Regions from separate parts of the Homo sapiens genome. Here region 1 is linked to region 2. The links are chromatin contacts, found by Hi-C or POLR2A ChIA-PET in ENCODE. All regions are on one chromosome and are shown on one strand. Each heading gives the region's core, a stretch centred on a gene start or an enhancer-like site at or near the end of the contact. The rest is flanking DNA. Distances are from core to core; before and after follow the strand shown. Region 1 holds the start of VCAN-AS1 (VCAN antisense RNA 1). Region 2 overlaps VCAN (versican).

Region 1 (4,360 bases), core at 596-3,095, 53 kb after region 2:
GGATAGGGCTTCATTTGTAAATCCACTATCTGAGGCTGTTTATTCAAGTGCAGAGGAAGCCAGACAGGCAGGGAACGTTATGGAATCATTTATATTTATCTGTCAGTATACCTCCTGGCAAAATGATTTTCACAACACTGTTTTCAACTAAAGACTATAGTGTCTATGGGACAGCCCAATTAAGGAGCTATCAGAAACTCTTACATGCTTTCATCATACTGTTCTGTCTGACAAACCTCTCCAACAAGTGGTTTAAAATCAAATTGTGGAGCTCAGAGATTTAAAGCTGTCATATTGCTTCCTTCTCTCTTGGACCCTCTGGAGTAAGATTCTCACGAGGCGATTCTCTGGGCTCCACATTGTTCCTTTCTTCAATGATTCCCCCCAGCACCATCAAAGCTGACCCTTCCCCACTGGACACTGGTGTCTTCAGTGGATCAGACGCATTTACTTCAAAGGGAACCATCACTTTAGATGGCCATGTATAGAGGCCGAGGACTGAATAAAACTGACATTGCCATTCCATTTTTAAAATATTGGGGAGTTTTTGGAATATTTAGTTTGTTCTGCAGAAAAAGCCCTGACTTTATTCCTAAACATTTTAAAAAACATTTTCTGCATCTCCTTCACTTTTTTTACTTCTGTCATCTCTACATTGTCAGGACTCAAATGTCACACCCCGTGAGGCTGCTGGCTTCCCTGCTTCCTGGGAAATTATCACAGCTTCCTTCTTCTCACTTTCCATTCTACAGTTGGGAGAAAACAGAGAGACTTTCTCTCTTCTACATTTGTCCAAATCTGGTCAGGAAGTTCTAGAACAAGTTACTAAATCACAGATTCATAAATATCTTATTTTCTAGCTCTAACCAACTCATCTTGCTATGATAGTTGTGATATAAACTAAAAAAAAAACTAATTGATAGGACAATTAGTACAATTAATTGTACAATTAACCTTCATTACTTAAATTCTTCTTAAAAATATTTCTGGAAGATAACTCAATTTTGCATTTTGTTTTTCATTTTGGTAAGCATAGTTCAGCTTTGGCAACTTAATACCTACAATTTCCAACACCCACTTGTCCCCCTTCACCAGTTGATTCGAGTTGATGCACAAGAATGTCCAGATGTGTGGATTTGACTTTAAATCCAGAGGCTCCTTCTTCTTCTTTCATAAATAAACACATCAGTCTGTCAAGCAAAGTATTGTGAGAAAAGCCAGCTTTGAAAAAGGTAGAAACAATAAAGAAATAGCCCTTACCCAGGAAGAGACACTTAAAAGGGGCAGAAAAAATGGAGTAACAAATCACGGACCATAAACCATTATTGTTTTTCTGCAGCAATGTATCATTATTACCCTTTCATAAACACAAAGGTTCTTATTCCCCTTCCTCTCCCAGATGTCTTGGACATTGAAAAGAGAATACGGAGTATTCATTAATTCCAGTGCTTTCTAAGCTTGTTGTAGATTTCTGCTCATTTGAAAGGATTTCACATGATTTGACAGAAAAACAATGCAAAACACAATCCCCACAACAAAAATTTAAGTTTTCCTTTTCCTACCTGAAGATCTTAGAAGACTTTCTATACAACATTTGCAGATGGATGTATGTCAGCTGTGATGTGGCATTAGCTCTAAGTCAAATACCATTTCTCTGTGAACAAGTCACACTGCATATCAACATTAATTTAATTATGTTAAACTTCACAGGCTTTATTGTATTAATCCAAAAGCCAAGGAAAACATGCTCTTTTCTCATTCTTTAACACATTACTCATGAGTGGAAGAATTCTCAGATTCCCTTCTGTGAAAGACTACTGAGTTCTTAATGAAAATTTTGACTTGTGTTGTAGTTTAATTTGATTTGGAATCAAGAACTGATTCTTCTGATTCTAAATGTGAGATATTATGAGTCATAGAGTAGTTCTAGAACGCAACTCTGCTCTCTGCCTTGTCTTTCAGTTCAGATAGCTAGTGGTGGGTTGAACAGCTGGAAGAACCATATTTACTCACTACTGGAAAATCATTTTATAATTGACAAGATTATTATAAAGAATAAGAAAAGGAGATTTAGTGCAGTAGCATCTCACAGATGCTTTTCCAACAGTCTTCTGTGCAACTTTAAAATCTCATGCAGATATTTAAATCTAATTGCTAATTAGTTTAAGGCAATGCATAACCATGGAAAAGGCCAAAAAAAAAAAATATATTGAATGAGCTTTGGCAGTCTCTCCTTACATTTGGATCGTCAGCCCTTCATGACTGGAGACCTGTGCAAATAAGCTTGGGGTAAAGGAGCCTACTGGCACCATTCATTCTATGGATTAAATGCAAGTTGCTCTCTGGGCCTCTGCCTGAGGCCCCCTCTCTCACAGTGGTCTCACAGTGCGAGTAACTCACATCCTTCTGAAAATGCTGTTGATAATTGCTGCTTTGTAGGGCAGTGAGCTCACACTATTACACAAGATTAGTGCTGTTCTCAAGAGCTGGCCAGATTGTCTTTCCCGCACAGAGGTTTGCCAGCTAGGAAAATAATGGGCATATTGCCACTTTAACAACTATCAGGAGACCCCAAGTTAGTTTTTCTTCCCTTCAGCATATTCATGTTTGTAGGATCCAACTCCAGGCTGCCAGCATAGGGTAGTGACACCAAAACAAACGTCTCTTTCTCCTTTAAAACAAAGCTGCTCTTTTCTTTTCAGTTGTCGGTCAACGAATTACCCTGTTCAACTAAAAGACAGCAGCAAAACCATAACCTCCCTTAAAACATAAATAAAGAAGGACCCAGACTAGACTAACCTTAAGCAAGTACAAGGATCAGAAGAAGGTTTATCTTTACCTTGCAGGGAAGTCATTTGCCCCTAACAAACAAGACAAAGTTAAATGCACCACTCCCCCTCCAGACTGCAAACAAATGCCTATTGTGTACACCAGCCATCTAGGGATAAAAAAGTCATTTTAAAGGTACCAAATGTTTTGATTTCTGTAATAAGTAGTCCTCATAGCCTCTTTTCAGATAACCATTTGACCTGTGTTCTGAAAGGCTGAGGCTAACCCCAAGTGGTTATTCTGTTTGTTATTTAGTGAAAAGATGGTTTCTTATCGGCATATGTTTCAAACAGGTACCTGTCCTCTTGGGAAAGTGTTTTCTGTTTGGAATTTGCTTTCCTACTTCGGTGGTTATCTGCTTGCCCTTGGTATCCAGTGCGTTTGGATTGAATTTTGTAGCTCTGGGAGTACAGCAGTGGCAATATGGGCCCCAGGTGATGAAAAGAGTTTGCGCACAAAGAAGTCAGCTCTTACTGCAGGTGTCATGTTTTCATAGCTAATCTAGATAAATTTTTACGGAAAAACAAACTAACTGTGACTCACGCTGCAGACATTGCATTTGTGTGCTTAGGTGTTTATCTATGATCTGACCTCTCCTAAGGATTTTAGGTGGATGTTGCACATTTGGCTTTGGTTCTGATGCAATTTCACCATTGATGTAAATCATCGGATAATTTTAAAAGACAGAGTGGAAAAGAAGAAACTACCGTAGGTGAACATTTTAGACAGAAAGAAAATTCAGATTATGGATAGAATGGCTTGCAACAGAATAGAATGCAGTCAGGTTGGTAAATACTGGTTCACCGAGGTCTGTCTTCTTGCAAAGTGTTCTCTTTGTGTTTTCACTCACAAAACTGAGAGAACATATCCCAGACAATCTTTTATTTTTTATTTTTATTTTTTTATTTTTGCCACATGGAGTACATAATTACGATTTTGGGGGACATATTCCAAGTTCTCTTTTGTTAAGTGGTGTAGCCGTTAATTCATAATGTAAGAATGGATATATATCACCACCTAGTGGTCGTATTGTATTTTGTGTTTCAAAACCACATTCACAGAACTACACCCAGATACACACAAGAATAATACTATCTGTAAATCAAGTTCCTGTAGTTTTGAATAGTTTCTTAATTCTAGTATAAATTGCATGATACTGTGATCCTGAAAGTTAAATGTGAAATGAGAGGATTTTTCAAATGCAGCATGAAGCTAACACATGTAGTCAAATACTTAGTAAAATCCTAGCAACTAAGGCAAATATTAGGACCTATCTGTCCTGTGTTTTCACTTTATACACAATAGTAGAACGCTGGAGAAAGTTTTCTTTGGCTAGTTTCCTTGGGAGGTGAACAGAGAGGGCTTTTGCAGGGTTTTTTAGATGTTTTTTTTTTTTTCACTGTGAACTAAATTAGCAATGTTTGGAGGAAAACAGAGTAAGTGAAGAGCAGTGACTGAACCGTTCAAGAGAAAAACTCCCAAATTATAGTTTGAAGTTCAGTAAGTTCTCCCAACAATTAAAATAATGTAT
Region 2 (5,077 bases), core at 1,938-4,437:
TTCCAAACTTTCCCACATTTTCCTCTCTTCTTCTGAGCCCTCCAAACTCTTCTAACCCCTGCCTGTTACCCAGTTCCAACATTGCTTCCACATTTTCGGGTATCTTTTCAGCAACACCCCACTGTACTGGTACCAATTTACTGTATTAGTTTATTTTCACACTGCTGATAAAGGCATACCCGAGACTGAGAAGAAAAAGAGGTTTAATTGGACTTATATTTCCACATGGTTGGGGAGGCCTCAGAATCTTGGCGAGAGGTGAAAGGCACTTCTTACATGGCAGCGGCAAGAGAAAATGAGGAAGAAGCAAAAGCAGAAAGCCCCTGATAAACCCATGAGATCTTTTGAGACTTATTAACTATCATGAGAATAGCACGGGGAAGACTGGCCCCCATTATTCAAGTACCTTCCCGTGGGTCCCTTCCACAACACATGGGAATTTTGGGAGATACAATTCAAGCTGAGATTTGGGTGGGGACACAGCCAAATCATATCACTTGACATTTTATTTACTGTTTTCAATTAGAGAAAAATAAAACATTTTCTCATGGATAGGTAACATTTAGAAACATGTTCCAAATCTGTGCTCTAATTACAACTTTGATAATTGTCCTATCAATTTAGCTGCTTTGATGAGGCTACTCCTGGAACTTATTAACAGGCTTCTTGTCAAACTACAAAAAAGATGCTTGTTTTCCAGGAAAGCAACTATCCGTTAAATCTAAGAATACATTAAATTGTTCAGGTACAAGTATCCAGGAGCAGAGATAGAACACAACTTTGTTCTATGCTACTAAAATAGTCATTTTCTCTCACTGAAGGCTGTGCATTCCCTGTCTAACTCTAAAGGTTGTACTGTGATTAAAAACTCAGAAAGAACTTTTATTATTCACATCAGAGATAAAAAGGTGGCTTTATGATACCCTCTGGGTAGGAGCTTACACAGTTGGGCCAATTAAATCATGTTGAGAGAGAGCAACTAAGCAAACGTGCCTATTTGATTTGCTTGATTTCCCATGTTTGCTGTGATCAGTGGCTTTCTCTTTTGTCTGTTCCTTGGATTCCTGATTTGGCTTTGCCTCTAGGCATTAGATGTTATCTTTGGAGGCATCCTTCTATGAGCATTCATTTTTGGACCAAGCCTGGATTTACAATTCTATTACTGGCCCAGACTTCATTTCTATCCAATTTCATTCCACTGTGCTATAGTTTACAACATATAATTTGACTTATAAATAATTCCTGACTATGGGTTTAAAGACTGAAAATGGATCAATAGAAACTTTGAAAATGTTAACATCTTGATTGCTTTTCTCAGTGTAGAAATGGACAATGTTTAGCTTAAAAACTGCATGTTTTTAATGAGATACGGGGTTGAAAGACTTATTCCTGGAATTTATTGTTCTGGAGAAAGCCTGTTGCTATCTGCCATACCTTGGTTTACTTTGTGCAAAATGAGCTTCTTTTTAAGTAATGAGCTCTTTCCATGTTCAGCTTAAATTGCTGTCTTAGACACTTCATCAGGGTTCCCTGCTCTGCCTCATTCCCCTTTTTGCTCACTTGCAGCCTTTGACATAATCCTGGGAGGCAATTGGCATCATACATATTTTGCTTTGTAATCTCCTGCTTTGATTCTGACTGGGTACCCAGTCTGCTCACTTTGCTTCTATCTTAAACAGGTTGACACATACCAGAAACTTAGTACTAAGTTATGTGTGTTGTAAGTTAATTGAGAGTCCTCTTCTTGATTAAAATATAGGTCTTTAGAACAGTGTTTTCCAAAATATTCCACAAAACAAATTTATGTACAGATGTCCCTGCCTTAATAATAGAGGGTTGATACATGGAAAGGACAGAAGTTTGGACATTTAACTTATCACGTTTGGTATAGATTGGGTGTTAGTTATAAGAGATTAAAGACATACTCAATTCTATAGTGTAAATGCTTCACTATATCATTAGGTTTTTGAGGTGAGCAAGGAAATGTTCACACTAAACAATTATGATTTAGGAAGGCTTAAATAGTTATTTTTTAGAACAGAATTTAAGTCACTTTTTTCCTTTTCTCATTATTCTGAAATAAAGTAATTATTGCTGAATAAAATAACTGACTGCACGTTATCTTAACAGATTAATTCTTTTAATCCTCACCTTAAAGTAAACTCAATTGATTCTGGTTAAATCTTCCTTTTTTTCATCTGAATTACAAGAAACCCAATGGTAATGTTTCTTGCAATATGTTTTATAAAAATTTTATTTGGAAAGTTTGAAAAATTTCTACACATAATTGAAAAGGATAAGTTGGGCACAGTGGTGCCTGCGTGTAGTCCCAGCTACTCAGGAAGCTGAGGCAAGGAGGATTGCTGGAGGCAAGGAAGTTGAGGACAGAGTGTGCTATGATCATGCCTGTGAATAGCCACTGCACTCCTGCCTGGACAATTTAGCAAGACTCTATCTTTTTTGAAAAGAAAGAAAGAAAGAAAGAGAAAGAAAGAAAAGAAAGAAAGAAAGAAAGAGAAAGAAAGAAGGAAGGAAGGAAGGAAAGAAAGAAAGAAAGAAATGGCATTAGGGATAACAGAATTTAATCAAAGTAGTAAAATGATCATTCTATGGGTATCAAACAAATAAATGAATATCGTATACTTCAAACAAGTGAGTTAAATAATTGATAGTCTGATATAAAGTCAGATTTAACAAGAGTTTCTACATGAAAAGTTCTATAAGTAGGTCTGAACTGATTAACTACTACTAAGAGAATTCTCTTTGTAACAGGCCAGCACCTACTGAAGCCTTTCTTTCTTTTAATACTGCAAACATGTTTGCTGTTTAAAATAGGGAAACCAGCTACCCATGAAATCATGCTGCCATTTTTTCCTCATTAGCCCTTTGGTCTGGTCTTCCTTGGAGAAGTTGATGTTCCTCAATAGATAGACTAACAGTGCAGTTGGAGAAGCAGAGTTTTACTCAATTAATTATATTTCTTTGCCCTTCCGTGGTTGGCTGATAACACTTGTTACTTAAGAGGAATGGTAGTTTCGCCTTAAGGTAGGAGTATCTCAGGAAATGCAGGAAACTAAGGCAACACAACTAATATTCCAGCTGTAATAACAAGTCCAAGGGTTCTACCTCTCAGGGAAAACTGTTGGCACGCTGCCTTCTTTACACTTGCAGCCCTTTCAGGCCTCAGGCAAGTGTTATTCTGAGGTGAAGGAGGCTGTTCAGGATGACGTAATTTCTCTGTCTGCCTTTCTCCATGTTGCTTTGAGCCAAGTCTATTGTGAGATAAAATGCCTGTTTCAGGCAGCAGCCATCTCTCCAAAGCTTTGTAGCAGAGTTAGCTTTATTTAATGTGCTGTTGGGAAGGATAGGGGGAAAAAAGAGACCTAGCTTCTTAATAAGAACTTGAAGTGCCATTCATTTAACAAATCTTATTGAATACATACTATGTAACTGGCCCTGTGACCCTTATGCTTTTAAAATTTATTAGGAAGGGAGACGTTGTGAGAGCCGGGAGGGGAACTTTTTCTTAGAGTGTATTGTTGTATTTGAGATTACTGTCTTTTGCCAGACTAGATAATTAAGAATAAAAAGCTATGTACACCTCTACCACTTCTTTCAGTCAGGTGAAAGTAATTTCTCTCTCCCTTCTTCAAATAGCTCTCATTGAAATTTGGCCTACTTTCCTCAATAGCAATTTTAGATATATAGTGAGAAAAGCCGATATGTGTGCTTTGGCCATTTTCCCCATGACTAATTTTTCTTGTTTTATAGTGCTATCACCCACTCAGAGAAAGTAATAGCACTATTCATTTTAAACAATTGCTTGATACATCTGGATTTAGTCAGGTGAAGATCCAAATCATGACAGCTCTTTGGATCCCAGTTGTCTAATATATCATAGAATCAGAGATCAGCTTCAGTGAGATGGAAACAGTACTCTCAGCTACAATAGTGGGCTATCAACATTTTAACTTTCTGTTTCAGTTTTCATTTCTCCTCCTGACTGTGATATTGGCTTAGGTATTCTATAATTCTGCTTCTGTCTTTGGTTACTTTTGCTCACATGTGAAAAACATAATTTAATTTGTGTGGAATTTATTTCAGCAAACTGTTATGTTAGTTAGCTAAGTAAAATTCCAACTTAACAAACTCTGAAGTTTCCAGAATCTTTCATTGTAACATGTTAAATGATAATGAATATACCCTCTGCTAATTAGACTTGGTAATAAACAAAGCAACTGTCCAGCCTTTTCTTGTTAATCAATCAGCAAATTAAAAAACCTCTTTAACCAATCTCACCACTTTGGGAGGCCGAGGCGGGTGGATCACGAGGTCAGGAGTTTGAGGCCAGCCTGGCCAACATGGCAAAACCCCGTCTCCACTAAAAATACAAAAATTAGCTGGGCGTGGTGGCAGGTGCCTGTAATCCCAGCTACTTGGGAGGCTGAGGCAGGAGAATCGCTTGAACCCGGGAGGTGTAGGTTGCAGTGAGCCCAGATCGTGCCACTGCACTGCAGCCTGGGCTACTGAGCCTCCATCTGGGGCCCGAGTGAGTGGGGTGTTGGGGGAGTCTTTCTCTCTTTTTTTTTTCGAGACGGAGTCTCGCTGTGTCGCCCAGGCTGGAGTGTGGTGGTGCAATCTCAGCTCACTGCAACCTCTGCCTCCCGGGTTCAAGCGATTCTCCTAAAAAAAAAAGAAGTCTCTTGAACCTAGTTAAAGCCCCTACTAGCACTTGGGGTGTCTTTGTAAGAATTAGCAAAAAGTGCTCCCTCTGCACAGAGCAAGTAAAACAAAGGCTTTATCCAAAGAGGCTGGAGTTCCTTTGGCTGGCTGAGTGGGAGGCGACCTAGGCCTTCCCTACACACTGGGCCTGGTGCTCCTGTGCAGGCCGCGACCTTCGTAACCATCATGGCAGCCCTGTGCCTGATACGGGAAGGCAGGAAGTAGAATTCTGTACCACTTCTGAGCCCTTCCCATCTTCACATTTCTGGAGGTTTTCTTATTTTTTTTTTTTTTTATTTAATGGCGTTAATCCACTTTGTCGGTAGTTATAAATGAGAAGGAAGGCCAGAGAATT

Evidence for each region. Hi-C counts contacts between places; a loop is a spot of excess contacts on that map. ChIA-PET counts read pairs that join two places held with the same protein, here RNA polymerase II (POLR2A). Pooled maps may share reads with other maps.
Region 1: a loop to region 2 is called in a map of CD14-positive monocyte, with 2.7 times the contacts of the local background. The contact joins the promoter of VCAN-AS1 here to the enhancer-like site in region 2. A Hi-C loop is called at or near these places in 4 of 168 maps with a recorded cell type or tissue (CD14-positive monocyte, Caco-2, PC-3 and 1 more) and 1 of 50 pooled maps. POLR2A ChIA-PET finds 5 or more read pairs at or near these places in 1 of 52 experiments (HEK293).

The regions. Positions count from the first base shown.
Region 1 is chr5:83,560,469-83,564,828 of GRCh38, forward strand. It overlaps VCAN-AS1 (VCAN antisense RNA 1), which reads right to left and starts at 1,846. Exons shown (of 3, transcript NR_136215.1): 1 at 1,563-1,846. The region is part of intron 12 of VCAN (versican); the gene reads left to right. It overlaps LOC124901021 (a long non-coding RNA gene), which reads left to right and starts at 1,747. Exons shown (of 2, transcript XR_007058847.1): 1 at 1,747-2,964.
Region 2 is chr5:83,506,569-83,511,645 of GRCh38, forward strand. All of the region lies in intron 5 of VCAN (versican), which reads left to right. Among named protein-coding and RNA genes, the nearest start is that of VCAN, 37 kb to the left of the region's middle. Within about 2 kb of position 3,188, at least 4 of the 41 ENCODE cell types and tissues checked have a DNase peak (open chromatin) inside an H3K27ac peak, as active enhancers do.